Linked DNA regions of Homo sapiens: region 2 is linked to region 1. The links are chromatin loops, found by intact Hi-C in ENCODE. Cell type or tissue: gastrocnemius medialis. All regions are shown on one strand.

Region 1 (8,000 bases):
ACAGTTGTGAGACCCTGTCTCAAAACACAAAAACAAGAAAACCCTCAAGAACACTTGGTTAGGCTACTTGTGTGCAGGCAATAGGGTTATTCCTTATCCTTGTCTGTAATTATAGAAAGAGTTAACTCCAGTGATTCTGATTATTTCTGTATTTTTAATAACAGTTGCATTCTGGTAACAGGATTCTTATATAAGCTCAGTCGGGTTTCTGAAACATTTGCTTCATCACCAAGAACAAAAATAGCTATCACCCTGTACGTAAGTAATCATTGACACATGTGAACCATTTGAAAATTTTATTTTCTCATATTGGCATAAACCAAGCAAGCATAAGAATACCATCAGAAGTAACAATCGAGGGCCAGGCGCCGTGGCTCATGCCTGTAATCCCAGCACTTTGGGAGGCCGAGGCGGGTGAATCACGAGGTCAGGAGATCGAGACCATCCTGGCTAACACAGTGAAACCCCGTTTCTACTGAAAATACAAAAAAATTAGCTGGGCATGGTGGTGGGCACCTGTAGTCCCAGCTACTCGGGAGGCTGAGGCAGGAGAATGGCGTGAACCTGGGAGGCGGAGCTTGCAGTGAGCCGAGATCACGCCACTGCACTCCAGCCTGGGAGACAGAGCAAGACTCCGTCTCAAAAGAAAAAAAAAAAAAGTAACAATCGAGGAGTTATAAAGTAAAGGCTTAGACAAATTTTACTTGAGGTGGACTTTACCTAAAACACAGTGAAAAGGAAGAGCAATGGTACATCCTGATAGCCTGGACCTAAGACATCCTGCCTTCTGAGCTGGCTTTGAAGGGACAAGTTGGTTTCTGCTAAGAACAGATCAACCAAGTCATATGATGTCAATGCTGAGAGTGGGGAGCATGTAAAGGGAATCTCCATTCATCCTCGATGGTTGGGAGATGGGGTGTCAGGTATGAATATTCCAGCTAGCTCAGAAAAAAGAGTTACTTTTTTAAAAAAAACAAATAGATTAGGGAGAAAAAGTAAAACATTCAGAAGCACTTCAGGAGTTAGACAGGCTCTCTTCATGAAGTCAGGCTCTTCACGAAGAACAGTTCTTATCATAAAGTATTGCTGATATAGGCAGAATAATGTTTCCTTGTCCACTGAATTCCCTGGAAAAAGTACTAGGCTGGATCTCAGGAATCTTGGCTTTAATCCGACATTTAGAACAAATGATGTGACCTCTCTCAGTGTCATTCTCTTCATGAATAAAATGAAGACGACTGAACTAACATTAGGTATGCAAAGAGCCTTCTACCTCTAAATCTTTTAAAACTATTCTAATTTTTTTAAAAATAAGTTTCCAATAGAAGCATATTTGCCAATTATTTATCTTTACAAGTTAAGTGCAGAAAAATACAGATTTAATATTTGGGAGTTCTGCTCAGTTGAATCCCAGATAAACAGAGAACCAATCCTTCACACTAGTTTTGCAAAGCAACAGGTGTTAAGAGTCTAGGCATAAACCAGTTTCCTGAAAGCAATGTGACCACCACTCTTTCCCTTGTCTTTGCCTAGAAAGATCTGTATATAGAACTCTAGGTATAGATGCCCGTTGGTTGGGCAGAGAAAATATTTTCATCTCAGGCTGGTTTTCCTGTTCCAGTCTTCTAACCCTTGATGTGTGTTCTGGGAATAATTCTTCTTGTTTACCCTTCAATTCTCATTACATTGCTAATTATAGCATCTCCATCAGACACTGATGGGGAAGGGAAGGAAAAGCACAGCCAAATTAGTCAATTCTTCTACTTTTCATTAGTTTCAGCAGTAAGTTTACAAGGAGAAGAAGATGGAACTATTGGTTTAAAAGATATTGGGGGCTAAACTGTCATTTCATTTATTTAGGTTGCGCTTCCAACACTTAGACTCACATCATGGCTACCTTTAAAATGATCTCTTCCTTAATAACAGAGAAATAACAGGATCTACTGAACAAAGCTAGATGCCAAAAATGCTGTCTCTCAGGTTGATAAATACCTGTGCAATCTGAAGAGGTTTAGCTTTATCTTTTGAGTGCTGTGCATGTGTTTCATATCAGCCAAAATTGTTGTATACTTGATCTAACACTCTTGCCTTTTTTTTTTTTTTTTTTTTTTTTTTTGAGACAAGGTCTTGCTCTGTCACCCAGGCTGGAATGCAGTAGCATGATCATGGCTCACTGCAGCCTTTACCTCCTGGGCATAAGCAATCTTCTTGCCTCAGCCTCCTGACTAGCTGGGACCGCAGATGTGTGCCACCACATCTGGCTATTTATTTTTATTTTTATGTATTTTATTTTATTTTTTACCTTTTTTTTTTTTTTTTTGGACACAGAGTCTCACTCCATCACTCAGGCTGGAGTGCAGTGGTGCGATCTCAGCTCACTGCAACCTCTACCTCCCGAGTTCGAGCAATTCTTGTACCTCAGCCTCCCGAGTAGCTGAGATTACAGCCGTGCGCAACCATGCCCGGCTAATTTTTGTATTTCTAATAGAGATGGGGTTTCACCATGTTGGCCAGGCTGGTCTCGAACCCCTGACCTCAAGTGATCTGCCCACCTCAGCCTCCCAAAGTGCCGGGATTACAAGTATGAGCCATCACACCCAGCAATGCTATTGACTTTTAAGTGGAATTGGAAGATTAGTTTTGACATTATTAAGAAAATATATTTTAAGTTATCCAGGACAGCTAGATGAATTAACAGGATTGAGCCTCTGGAAAGGTGATTTCTTATGCAGGCATACACACATCTGTCTACATACACACATACAGCCATACAGATAAACATCCATGCATGTCCAACGGCAATAACGGCAGAAAGTCGCATCCTGCCTTACTATGCTGCACAGGCTCATATGATCTATTCTGTTTCATCCAAAGAGCATCAAGAGAGTTCAAGACAGCCGGGACAATAAACCCTCTTTCTTCTTTGAAATGAGTTGGGAAGGGAGATGGAAGGGGAGAGTTTTGGGGGTCAGAGCCAATCTTCAGTCCACATTAATCTTTGAGCAGCCCTGACTTACTGGACTAGACTCATCAGACCCCTGTTTTTTTCCTAGCACTTTTCACCTCATGTTGCTTTTCTGTTTTTTCTCTTTCTTGTGGATTTTTCCAAAATATCTCCAGTTGCTTAACAAGGATTGATGCGATTTAGAGGAAAGGTACAAAAAGCATCAACCACTAGCAAGGCTAGAAGGCTCAATGCAGCCACTTGGCAAACATCGGATTGCCTTTGGAGCTCACTCCTTCCTTTTGTCTCAATTTCCTGCCTTGTGCCTTCCACCCAATGCCCAATGCTCTATCATCCTGTCTGCCTCCCCTCCTACCTCGAGGCACCTGCTCTCCTGTCACCAGCACTCAGAGCCACCTAACGCCACTTTCCACACAAAGGCACTTCAGCACATCTGTCACTTGAGCCTTTTCCTCGACAAGGCTCAGCTCTTGGAAGCGTCAAGCCCCACACCTGGGGGAGAAGCAACAACTCTGCCATTCCAGCCATTTAAGGAGAATGTGGTCTTTTCAGTGGAGAAAAACTAAGAATGATTACAAACTAGAGAGGGATCAGGCAGAGGACATTTAGTCACAATTCCACAGCCATGTTGTCAGAGATCTGAGCCTGGCCAACTCCTCATTATCCACATGAATAGAGAAAAGCTCAAGTGTGGATTATCCAAGTCATCAAAACAGAAATACAATTCGATTTCTTGTTTGGAATGCGCTTTGGTGTTAACATTTAAATATGGGTGTGTCTAGCTGTTCGCTATTCTGGGAATCCTTGTCAAACAAAATAATGAAGCTGTAGCATGAAGGCAAGGCTTGGGCTTGCTGAAAGGCAGTCCTGTTTCCCTTTCCTGCCCCTCCCAGCCTCTGCAGAGCCCAGGGCAACTCCTCCTGGGAGCTCACTTCAAGCAGGGCAAAGAGCAACATAGGAGCTTAAAGCCGAGCAAAATCCCTGGAACATTCCCTGGAGAAGTGAGGACAAGGCAGGCAGAAATGCTAAAGGGACACTCTTCAGGAATCCAAGGAGCTCCCAGGCTAGGATTTGGCATTCTGGAAAGAAAGCATAGAAAGTAGGGGCTGGGGCAGACACCAAACACGCAGAGGCTCATGGAAGATGGGGCCTCCTCAAGGAGAAAGCCGCACTGCAAGTCCGGCAGGCAGGCAACTGCAGGCGCTGCCAAGGCCAGCTTCTTTGCCACAACTCGGGTTACTCTGGCTGGGTCAGCTGACCTGCAGCAAGGGATTTGGGGCCTTGCACCACTCAGGCATTCCACACCTGCTCCAGAGCCAGCAACAGTGCTGATGGCTTCCCTGAGATCCTATTCCTGGGTCAAGATTAGGTAGGCCACAGACTCTTAGGGAAGGCATCCCTCACTTCTTTCTAGTGGCTTCTGGTTAGCTGTCTCCTTCTCAATTGTGCTGAGAAGCTCTCTTGTCATAGGGAGCATCATAGGGAGTTGCTGTTTGGTCTGGTTGTACAACCTCTCTGGGTGTACCGTGGCAGAGACAGCCCTATGTGTTCGACCAGAACGCTCTTCTGCTGCACACAGAGGAAGACCACATTTTCCAGCCATCTCCATCTCACTGGGTCCTTGTACTAATTCCAGTCAATGTATTGTGGGCAGAAGCCATGTGGGCCACCTTTTGTTGGGGCCCCTAGACCTCCCAAATAACCTTCCACGTTCTCTCTCTCTTTACTCTTTGGCCAGTTGAATACAAAGGATCCAGCAGAACCCTCCAACGCCGTGGGGGATGCCATAGTGACAAGGCAGGAGGAGCCTCATCGGCCACCCAGGAAATCCACCTGGCCACAGAAATCACACTGTGCTGTGTCTGAGTGAACAATTAACCTTAATCATGCAAAGCCACCAAGATTAGAGGGTGGTTACAACAATTAGCCTATCTGATTAATACACATAATCGGTTAGCAGGCCGCAGAATCCTACAGCATCCCTCAGTTTTCAAGCTCCCTTGTTTTTTTTCTTTGTTTGTTTTTAGAAACAGGGTCTTGCTCTGTCACCTAGGTTGGAATGCAGTCATGCAATCATGGCTCACTGCAGCCTCAAACTCCTGGGCTCAAGTGATCCTCCTGCCTCAGAATCTGGAGTGGCTGGGACTACAGGTGCATAGTCACCATGCATGGCTACTTTAAAAACATTTTTTTTTGTAGAGATGGGGTCTCACTATGTTGCCCAGGGTGGTCTAGAACTCCTGGCCTCAAGTGATCCTCCTGCCTCAGCATCCCAAAGTGATGGGGTTAGCTCCCTTGTTACTATCATAATATATATACAAATCAGCACAGAAATTACAGCTGAAACCAGGTCATTATATTCCTCTATAGTACCTTAAAATTTTACCAGTGATGAAGAGGATTTCTGGTATAGATCTTAGACAAAATAGAGACAGGAGCTCCTCTTCCCAGAAAAGCATTCTGTGTCAAGCACTGATTGATTCATTCATTCATTCATACAAATATTTATTGACTGCCTGCTCCCACACTGAAAGGAGTTAGGAGATACAGTGTGAAGTAGATCAAGTCAGACTTAATGCCCTCATAGAGGAGTCCACATTTGAAATAGGCCAACCACAAACAAATCATATAGACTCTAAATGTCATGTAACGGTAAGTGCTTTGAAGAATGAAACGGGATAAGGGTACAGAGACTGAGGGGGCTGTTTTAGAGGAGGCTTCTGCATATCTGATTCCCCAGGCTTGCACTCGATGGGAGGCTGCCAATCAGACAGTGGGGAAGGCAAGCAGGTGGGCTAATAGCACTTCACTTGCATAGAGGTTTCAAGACCTTAGGAACCAGAGCAAAAGCACACACGTCAGGACTGCTGTGGACAGAGTCATCCCAAGGAATGCCTATGCCCCAGGGTCACAATGTAGAGCCCATGGGCTTCAAAGAGAATATGATACAGTTAGATTCATGTTCCACCAATAATTGTTGAGTGCCTACTCCGCAAAGCACACTATGCGCTACACTTCCCCATTGTTATTTACCTGGTAGCCGGGCTATTCAGCCATGGAAGCTTCATTGATTAGAGCTATTCTTAGGGTGATCATATACCCCAGTTTGCCAAAACAGCTCTGGGTTACAACTGTTGTCCCAGTAAAATTATTTGAGTGTTCCCTTTCACTTTCAAAAGGATCTCATTTGGACAGTAAGTTACATGATCACCCTAGGGATCCTTATCTATAGCAGGATAATAAACTCAAAGTCCCAAAGTGGTAAAATTAGCCTTTCATTCAACAAATGATTATTGAGTGCCTTCTACAGTGCCCAGTGAGTGCTCTGTTAGGTTGCCCAGTGCTCTGTTAGGTGCTGGAAATGCAAACGTGAATAAATAAAACATGGTCCTTGCTGTGGAATATCACATTGTCATTGGGTAAAACAGATACACAGGCAGACACAAGAGAGAATGCAATGATAGAAATGAACGTTATGGGTGATGTTAGCATCAGAGATGTTGCTCTCCCTTGCGGCACTCGTGCTCACCGGGAGAACTAAAAATGAAGCCATGCTTCTCTACAGCATCATATTCACCCAGAACTGAACAGGATTTTAAAAATCTAATTTGGATTTTTATTCCACTTTTGCTATTTTTTCCAGCCCTTCCTTCCAATCTCCCTGACCTCTAGATGCTGGACTGCCTCGGGGGGCATCCTTTGGACTTTTTCTTCTGCACACAGATTCAATCTTAGGGGATCTCTCAGTTCTCAGTCTTCCTTCAGCTCTAGTGATTAATATCCAAATTGTAGTCAACATCTCCACTTGGATACCTGATAAACTTCTCAATCCTAATCTATCAAAAGATTGCTCCTCAGAACCTCAAACCATAAACACCCTCTCATCTGTTCTTCGTAAATACTCCCCAACTTAGGCAAATGGCAACTCCGTTCTCCCAGCAGCTTACACCAAAATTTTGGAAGTTGTCTCTGACTCCTCTTTTTCTCTTACATCCCAAGTTGAATCCTTTAGCAATTGCTTTTGTCTTGTCTTGTTTGTCTTTTCTTTTTTCCTCTCCTCTCCTCCCCTCCTCTCTCTTCTTTTTTTTTCTTTTTTCTTTTTCCTTCCTTCTCTTTCTCTCTGTCTTTCTCTCTCTCTTTCTTTCAGAATCTTACACTGTTACCCAGGCTAGAGTGCAGTGGTGTAATCATGGCTAACTGCAGTCTCAACCTCCTGGCTGAAGTGATCCTCCTGCCTCAGCCTCCCAAGTAGCTGGGACTACAGGGCACTATGCCTAGCTAAATTTTTTTTTCTAGAGATGGGGTCTCACTATGCTGCCCAGGCTACAGGAAATGCTTTGGGCATTACCTTCAATATACACCTAGAATCTGCTGGCTTATCACCGCCTGCTAATCACCGCCTGGTCCAAGCTAGCCCTGGTTCTTGCCTCCTTGACTGCAGAAGCTTCCTAAAGGCCTCCCTGCCCTTCCCTCAACCCTACTTGGATTGTGCTCAATACAGCACCCAGTATTACCCCATTTAAAAAGACAAATCCCTTTGTAACTCACCTGGGCAACATAGCAAGACCCCTTCTCTAAAATAAAATAAAATACAATACAATACAATACAATACAATACAATACAATACAATACAATACAATACAATACAACCATGCATGGTGGCATGTCCCAGTAGTCCCAGCTATTTGGAAGCTAAGGCCAGAGGATTGCTTGAGCCCAAGAGTTCAAGGCTGCAGTGAGCTATGATCACACCACTGCACTCCAGTCTGGGTGACAAATGAGACCCTCTCTAAAAAAAAAAAAAAAAAAAAAAAAAAAAAGTAGTCCCACCTGCCAGGAGATTCCCACCTCTTTCAAAATAAAAGCTCTAGTCCTTACAATGGTTTCATGGGCCCTAGGTGATCTGGCCTGGGATTACCTCTCAATCTCTTTTCCTCCCATCCTTCTCCCATGTTCTTGCTGTTCTTTGAAAACATTACATCCCTGCTGTTACCTCTCCTGTCTTTGTTCAAATATCACTTCAGCGAAGCTCTT
Region 2 (8,000 bases), 250 kb before region 1:
ACCCTTACGATCAGACAACTTGGGAATCCTACCATAAAAGACAGGGACCAACCTAAGGCAACTCGCTCTTAGGATGTGGGGGAAGGTAAGGGGACATCACTGGAGGGATGTTTTCAAGTCTTCAATGTGATTTCCAAGGTCACACTTGCAATAAAAAGTAGAATTTAGAGACTCCAGAATCTGATAGATGGAAGCAGCATGATGGTTAAGATTGTATAATTCACAGTTTAAAACAAACCCAGCCTTTGCTGCGGGTATTCTTACTAAGGAGAGATCTTCCTAGAATCTGTCACCAACACAGATTTATTTTGTTTTGGTTTTTAACTGTTATTTGGCTAATGAGTAAAGACATGGCATTAAATACATACTGGGTTTTTCCTGCGCTGGTACTCAAAGTCAGACCTTGTGGGAGAAAATTATACTAAACTTACAAAGAAAATAAATAAGCAACACACACACACACACACACACACATACACACACACATACACATACACACATACGAGTTGCCATTCACATTAATATATCCCAGTCCCTTATTCTGCCACTGATCTCTCTGATGCTACTAATCTTATCATCTCTTTTCCCTTAGTGAGTTTAAGTAACTAGCTATGTTGTACCATTGACACTTTTTCCCCACAGAATTTCAACACTAATGTCATAATGTAAGCTTTAAACAATTTCATTTTACAGCAAGAAAGAGATGACCGACACAGAAAAATAAAGATTCTTCTAACCCCTTATCTGAATACAACACAGATAACTATTTGCCTGCACCTAAGCCCAGACACAGAAAATGTTCATTCAACTGCACTAGATATAATGGCAATGTATGAACAAGACTGTTCTACCTCATTCATCTGCTTGGCTAGGCACTGTCTTTTCTTCTTTCCATTACTGCCCAAACCTCTATTGTCTCTTCATTATTTGAGTTCTTCCAGTTCTTAGAAAGAGGGTAGTTTCTTCAAGAGCCTCATCATAATAGCAGGCTGACAGGCAGGTGTCCCTGCCCACAGACTGCACACGGATCAAAATGCTGTTTACACCATACTTCTGAAACACCAGAAAATATCTGGGGCCATTTCAAATTAAGATCTGAAGTCTGAGTTAGAAATTCTTACATGTAGCTATATATTATTTCCCAAAAGAACCATAAGTCAAATCGAATATCACTCATTCAGAAGTTTCTTGAACGTAAGATAAGAAACAACATATTAAAATTGTTTCCAGAAAAAAAAAACCTAGTATAAAAAATATTTGTTTAAAATCATCTTGGGAAACTGCCTCATGTAATCATGTCTGTGGAGCATTTATATATATATATATTGCTTGTGGAAAAGGAATATTATGTACAGTTTGTTGTATTTCAAACCCCACCCTTCCAAGTCTAGAATTTGTAAACATACCACTCAATCAGACCACACAATGAAGTAAGCAGAGAAAACTGAAATGGAATCTTAAGACACTCTTTCACCCTCAAAGAATTAAAGCCACTTACTTTTTCTTAAGGAAATCACCTGTGTAACTAACGCCGTGAGTAAGCACATTCGCTCAGGTCCTGATTACATGATTCCTTTGTTTGCTGGCTTCATCTAAATCCTTGGTTGCACACTTGAATATTTTAGACAGCTTCCTCTTCAGAAACAAAATCATCACAAAAGACACAAAGATCCTAAAATGTTTCTCAGCTCGAGTGTTCACAACCAATAAAGACCATTTCGTATTACCCAGTTTTCGGAGAGAAGCTGACACTGGCATGGATAAAAAGTAACCTTCCCCGTGATAAGTCAATTTCTCCTCCCCTTGGAAATTAGTCACTGAATAACCTCAGCCCACATCCAACCACAGGCTACCTCACGGGTGACTCAGTCCTTCAACAACTGCTTACAGGGAAAACACCAATGAAGGAACTTTAAACGGCCTAGGTAAATGGGTTAACAGCAAAGGAAATATTACAAAATATATTTCGCTGAAGGCAAACAGGATCATTAGAAAGGGCAAACAACCAGCCACCGAGAAATGAAACTGTCAAAAAACCCAACATACTCAATCCAGAGGAGCCAACTTTCAGATCAGTTTTCTGTTGACTTAAAGGTGCTACTGCAAAAACCTAGACCAGCACCCAATACCCACTTTGCTGCCAGACTTTTGAAGTCTGGGAATTGGCAGCTGAAGGAAACGTAAGCCTCTTCTCCTGGTTTAACACCAGAGGGAAAACATGAGGGAGATAAGGAGGCTGTCTATTAATTAACCAGCCCTGTTTTACCACGCTGAACTTTGGGTAGCAGCCATTAATCAGTCCTACATAGCGCCGGGCAAGGAACTGCAATCACCCTGGAAAATACATCTGAAACGAGAAGGAAAGATAGAGAGGGCAAACCAGGGCTGTGCAGAGGGGATTCTGGAAAGGAAACCAGAGCCCTTCTGCCCCACCCTAAACAAGATGAAGGACGAGAAGGTAGGCGATCCCCAGAGACCTCTGGCTACAACCGCTGTCAGCACAGCTGGTATCTTCCAGGGGAACAGGTACAAGAAGGTGCGTGTCCACAACACGAAGTGACTTGTGCAGCTCTCAGCGGAGGACTGGCATTAATGCATTGCTAGCAAAAGGTGGGGGAGAAAGGAAGCATCTCCTGCGCTCCCAGGCAGGCTCTGATTACCATCATGTTTTCTGAGCCCTTGGGGACTGGGTGGAACCGAAAGCTATCCAAGTGGGAATACGGTGACAAGGAACTCCACTCACTGGGCTGGAAGCCCCACTGGCTTCACGCCACACCCAACTACCACGCTCTGGGCAGCCTGTGCATTTTTAAAACATTTTAAGGCTTTTAGAGGTTGTTCTTGCTGACCAAAAGAATTCCATGACGTCTTTCAAGTTCAAATCCAGTCCTTTGCAGGCTTTCTAAAAAAACTGTTTACTGCCATCAAATCACTTTGTGGTTATTAAAGAAGGGGGCAAATGGAGCACGTGACATTGCCACCCTCCTAAGATGTCTCACTAGGAAAAATATTTGGATGAAGTGGTTGTAACAGATGCCACCTAAGAGGTCGGAAAACAGTAGAAGGAATGTGGAAGCTCTTGACTTTTAATCTAATCAGCAAGGGTTTGTTATTTCTCACCAGAGTATGGGAGGCACACACTATCAGCTTCTGATGAATCTGGTATACATTAGGCAGGTTTTGTTTTGTGTCTTCAGTCAAGCACGTACTTTCCAGGAAGGGGGATGGAGGAGTGGTCCCCCTTGTCTGATTAGGCCACGATGCCGCCCCTATCACATCCTCCAAAGACCCTGTCTTATGGCGTGAGGTGTGCTAACAGACATGGCTCTTATAATTCTTCTTTACCTGCTTATTATGGGCAGGGTTGCTTGTCCCAGTGACTGTATGTGAAGGGTCTGGGGCCAGGCTGTCCCCCAGGAAACAAACAGTGAACTCTCTGTCTCTCTGCTGCTTGGCTAAGCAAGTCATGCCATGTTCGACATGTTATCCCATATCTGCTATGGGCTAGGTGCTATGTGGCTCACGCCTGTAATCCTAGCACTTTGGGATGTGGAAGCAGGAGGATCCCCTGAGCCCAGGAGTTTGAGACCAGCTTGGGCAACATAGGGAGGCCCAGCCTATACAAAAAGTAAAAACTTAGCTGGGCATGCTGGTGCATGCCTGTGTTCCCAGCTACTTGGGAGGCTGAGGTGGGAGGATCACTTGAGCCTGAGAGGTTGAGAGGCTACAGTGAGCCAAGATCACACCATTGCGCTCCAGCCTGGGTGACAGAGTGAGACCCTGGCTCCAAAAAAAAGCAACAAAGGGTAAAACCACAAGAAACCATGTCCATTACGCTAGAGAGAGGTGGCTTCTGTTGACCCTGTTACAATGAGAGTCGGTCGGTTCAATGCGAGAAGAAGTCTAGTTTACCTCTCCCTTCTCTTCCTTCCTGCCAGGTTCACAGCAATTTCCTTTCACTTTCAAAATGCTCCAGGGCACTGTCTGTAGCATGCATGCATGGATTCGTCATTACAAGAGCAGTAATTCACTGTCAGGAGTTTGAAAGCCAGCCCAATCCTGCGGTGAATCAGGATGAGTTAAATGCTCTTTAGCAAGCGCCAAGCTCACCCAAGAGAGGTGGAGTTCAATCTCCAAAGGCCCCAGAGTACCTGCTAATGAACCAGACAAGCCAATTTCCTAAACAATATCCTGGTGCCATCTAGGACCCAGTGGCTTTATCTCAGTGGAAGGCACATTCTCCAGAGAAGGGCTCTTTCAGGCTAACTCACCATAAAGTTTGGTTCAGTATGAGTGTGTGCAACCACTAACACCCCCACGCTTTGGTTTGATTACATCACCAGATCCTTCTCTGCCTTCTCTACCTTGGGACATTACAGCCATTACTACGTTCCTCTTCCCAGCAGTGTATAAAGTGTCCCACTCTTCATTTTCCCTCTTCCTTTCATTGACTAGGCCTAAAAGCAAAGTGGAAGCAATGTATTCTTTCTGAGTCAGTGTTAAGAATGGACGTGCTAGGAAATATTCAGGATTACCTCAACAGGAAGTAATTTTTATGCTCTGGCAAGGCCAATAGTATTGTGACACATATTCATTCCTATTTTCCCTTTCATATTCATTTCTTCATTGGCTTTAAAAAAATTACATTTGCTCAAAGAAAATCTGAACTGTGCCTATAGATATGAAGATGATATTAGGAAGGGAAGGGATTATTACGTTGAAAAAATTTCAAATTCATCTTGTTTGCATTGGTAAAATTGGGAAGATTGCCATTTGTAAGGTTTTAGTTAGCCTATTGTTTCATTTGATTGTAAACGGAATGTCTCCCAGACATGAGACAGACAGACAGACAGACTGCTGCCAAAATTATTTAATTCCCAGGAAAGAGATGGTCCAGTCAGCGGTTAGCTTATGGCTATATTTAAGATGAGCGTTATTTCTATAAATCTTTTGACAGAGGAACTCTACTGAGCCCTCCAGTGGCCAGACCTGGCTGACCAGTCCTGGGTCCAACAGTGATTAAAGATCTCAATCTGGAGCAGAATAGAGAAGTAATGTTAAATAAATCATTTCGCTTCCAAGCCACAATCAATAATTGTGCAGTGCTGTAGGATGGATAAAAGAAAAATGTCCTTCTCACTGACACTCAATCTTCTGCTGGGCTACTCCCATGTTCCCCAGGCCAAGGACAACCTCCTTTTGTACCAAAAATAGTTACAGTTTGTAAAATGATATCTTTTTTATGCCACTTGCAACAGATGGTACAAATAATTCCTTCTCTTATCTCCATCTCTGCACATCCACCCATTTCCTGGACGAACCTTGTTCTTTTATGCACAGCTCCCTTTTAATGTTTTCTAGATTGGATGCTAGTAAGTTATCTGCGGCACCCAACTACAACTTTTTAGCGCCTTAGACTTTATTTTTCTCTTTATGACAGTTCTTGAAACTACTATGTAACTTGTCAACCACATGTTGCCATATAGGATATACTGCTTTATTTGCTTGTGACACTTCATATTCTAACAAGAGATTTTAAATCCCCGTGCTCACCATACCCCACCCACAAACACTCCAATAATCACATAGCAGTTTGCAGTTTACAAAGGGCTCTCAATTGTGACATTTCATGGGCTCCAGAACTCAGTGAAAGACATAGAACAGGTGTCTTATGTCTTTTTGAATAGTTGGGAAACAGAAGTGCAGGGAGTTAAGAACCTCACCCAGCTTCCCATAGCTGCTAAGCAGTGAGGCAGCAAGAACCCCAGCTTCCTCGGTTGTTTGCGTGTGACCTGCTGTGCACTTCAGGACACTGCAAGCTATTCTGCAAAGAACGATGTTCCTCATGCCTGCCCACGCGTGATCACTGATGGATTCCTTATTCGATTTCTGGCCATGGTGTGAAACATGAACAAGTCTGTTGAGAAGTACCTCACTCCATTCACAGGTCCAGATTTTCACAGCAAAGGAAAAGAATCACTGGGGCATCTCACTGGGCTTCGGCTCGAATGATTTAGAGCCTCTCTTGACTTACAATTAGGTTTTATCTACTTGCCTCAAAATGAGTAAGTTATATAATTAGTTATATATTAGTTATATTTAATAGATATATCAGTATATATGCTTATATATATTATACTTATATATACCTATCGATATTATACATCACTCAGTACTATATGGATATCACCATATCACAAGTTATACATATGTATACATATACATATATGTACACACAGAAGCATGCACAAAGTCATCATCAGTCACAGGCACCGGATTACTTATGAAATAAAATATCTGAGCCTTAGCTGATTAAAATCCCTTACCATTACAACCCTAATTCCATTATGGGGTGACATTCTCAGGACCATGCCCCTCAGAGATGCATGCACCACCCACAGAGGCACAGGGTCTCCATCGCTGCACTCTATGCTCTTCTTTCTTTTCACTGGAGAAACTGACCAAATTGATTATATCGTGAACAAAAATAGCTAGGTAGAGCATTATATAACTTTAGGATGATTACAACAACGTGAGAATTAAAATGTATATATGTATTTTAGTTTGATGATATAACATACCTAAATTTACACAATGAGGTGATGTTGATCTGTGTAGAATTTTATGCTATACAGCCGGGTGCAGTAGCTCACACCTGTAATCCCAGCACTGTGGGAGGCCAAGGTGGGCGGATCACCTGAGGCCAGGAGTTTGAGACCAGCCTGGACAACATGGTGAAACCCCATCTCTACTAAAAGTACAAAAAACTAGCCAGTCATGGTAGCACACACCTGTAATCCCAGCTACTTGGGAGGCTGAGGCAGGAGAATTGCTGGAACCTGGGAGATGGAGGCTGCAGTGAGCCAAGATTATGCAGCTGTACTCCAGCCTGGGCAACAGAGCAAGACTCTGTCTCCCCACCACCAAAACAAAACAAAACAAAACAAAAACAAAAACAAAAAAAGAATGTTATGCTCTACAATTGCAGTTTAAAGGACAGATATGAAAACAGCTAGATGGAGTGTTATATAACTTTAGGATGATTACAGCATGAAAATTAAAATGTATATATATTTTAGTTTGATGATATGATATACCTAAACTGAAACAATGAATTGATGTTGATCTATGTAGAATTTCACACTATACAATTGCAGTGTAAAGGATAGATGGTTTTCAGAGCCCGTGAGAGAAAATGGTGGTAAACACATTGGGGAATGGCAGATGTCAACTTGGAAACCATATGGCCATTTATTCGTGGTCTGTCAATGTCTTCTCACAATGGAGCTACTCAAATCCCAGGATGTCTGTTTCTGTAATAACTCCTTTCTCACAGCCTCATGTGGTCTCAGCTTCTTACTACCAATTGCTCCCTAGTAGGTTTAACCCCTTCAGGCCTGTCTCATGTCTACCTTCACTGTTCCTCCTTCTTTGATTATAGCTTTTCTGAAACCAACTCTGTGGACCTGGGTTACCGTCTTAGCCCGTCTACAGGAAACACATTCCATTGCCTGCATTCTGCTGTGTTCATATTGATCTCAGTAGGATATGTGTAGGTTCTATTACCAAGCAAAAGAAAAAACATACAGCATAAAGTGAGCTGTGTCTGTGGAGCAAATTTTAAAGGGTATGTTATGGATGACTTCTGATGAAAGGTGTTTTAGTTGTGCCATTATTTTGATCCTCAGCCAAACAACATCAGCCCATGTGTCAAGAGAAGAAAGGATTGTCTGAGGGAATAGTCCCAGAGGGTAACACCGAAAGACAGTAATTCACAGATCTGCCAGGTTCAATTTTTCCTCAAAATAAACATGAAAAAAACAATGATGGGGACCTAGATTAAAAAAGCCCTCATGCCCATTCTTCCTGGGTTCAGAAGAGCCGCCTGCTCCACTGTGAATGATCTTCACTGTGAACTTTTATTCAAAAATAAAAGAAGTTCCATGGGTATCCTAAGTATACGGAGTGTGTGAGCTGGGGAAATTCTCACGTGTAAGGCT

What was found. Peaks named below come from ENCODE experiments on the same cell type or tissue, not always from the same donor. Only the 100,000 strongest peaks of a DNase experiment are listed, where the experiment ranks them.
Region 2: it touches region 1 in a loop (2.6-fold over the local background); 2 of 110 quality-filtered maps call a loop at or near these places.

The regions. Positions count from the first base shown.
Region 1 is chr10:24,211,148-24,219,147 of GRCh38, reverse strand. The region is part of intron 1 of KIAA1217; the gene reads right to left. Among named protein-coding and RNA genes, the nearest start is that of KIAA1217, 6.0 kb to the right of the region's middle. RefSeq lists an enhancer at 4,151-4,739. In gastrocnemius medialis, no CTCF peak of the experiment used is centred here; DNase peaks (open chromatin) are centred at 2,208, 3,357 and 4,207; H3K4me3 peaks cover 2,882 bases; H3K27ac peaks cover 7,799 bases.
Region 2 is chr10:24,460,289-24,468,288 of GRCh38, reverse strand. All of the region lies in intron 5 of KIAA1217, which reads right to left. It overlaps LOC105376455 (a long non-coding RNA gene), which reads left to right and starts at 1,903. Exons shown (of 3, transcript XR_930755.4): 1 at 1,903-2,536. RefSeq lists an enhancer at 5,320-5,821. In gastrocnemius medialis, a CTCF peak has its summit at 5,013 (motif pointing left); DNase peaks (open chromatin) are centred at 1,858, 2,588, 2,699 and 4,048; H3K4me3 peaks cover 2,687 bases; H3K27ac peaks cover 7,808 bases.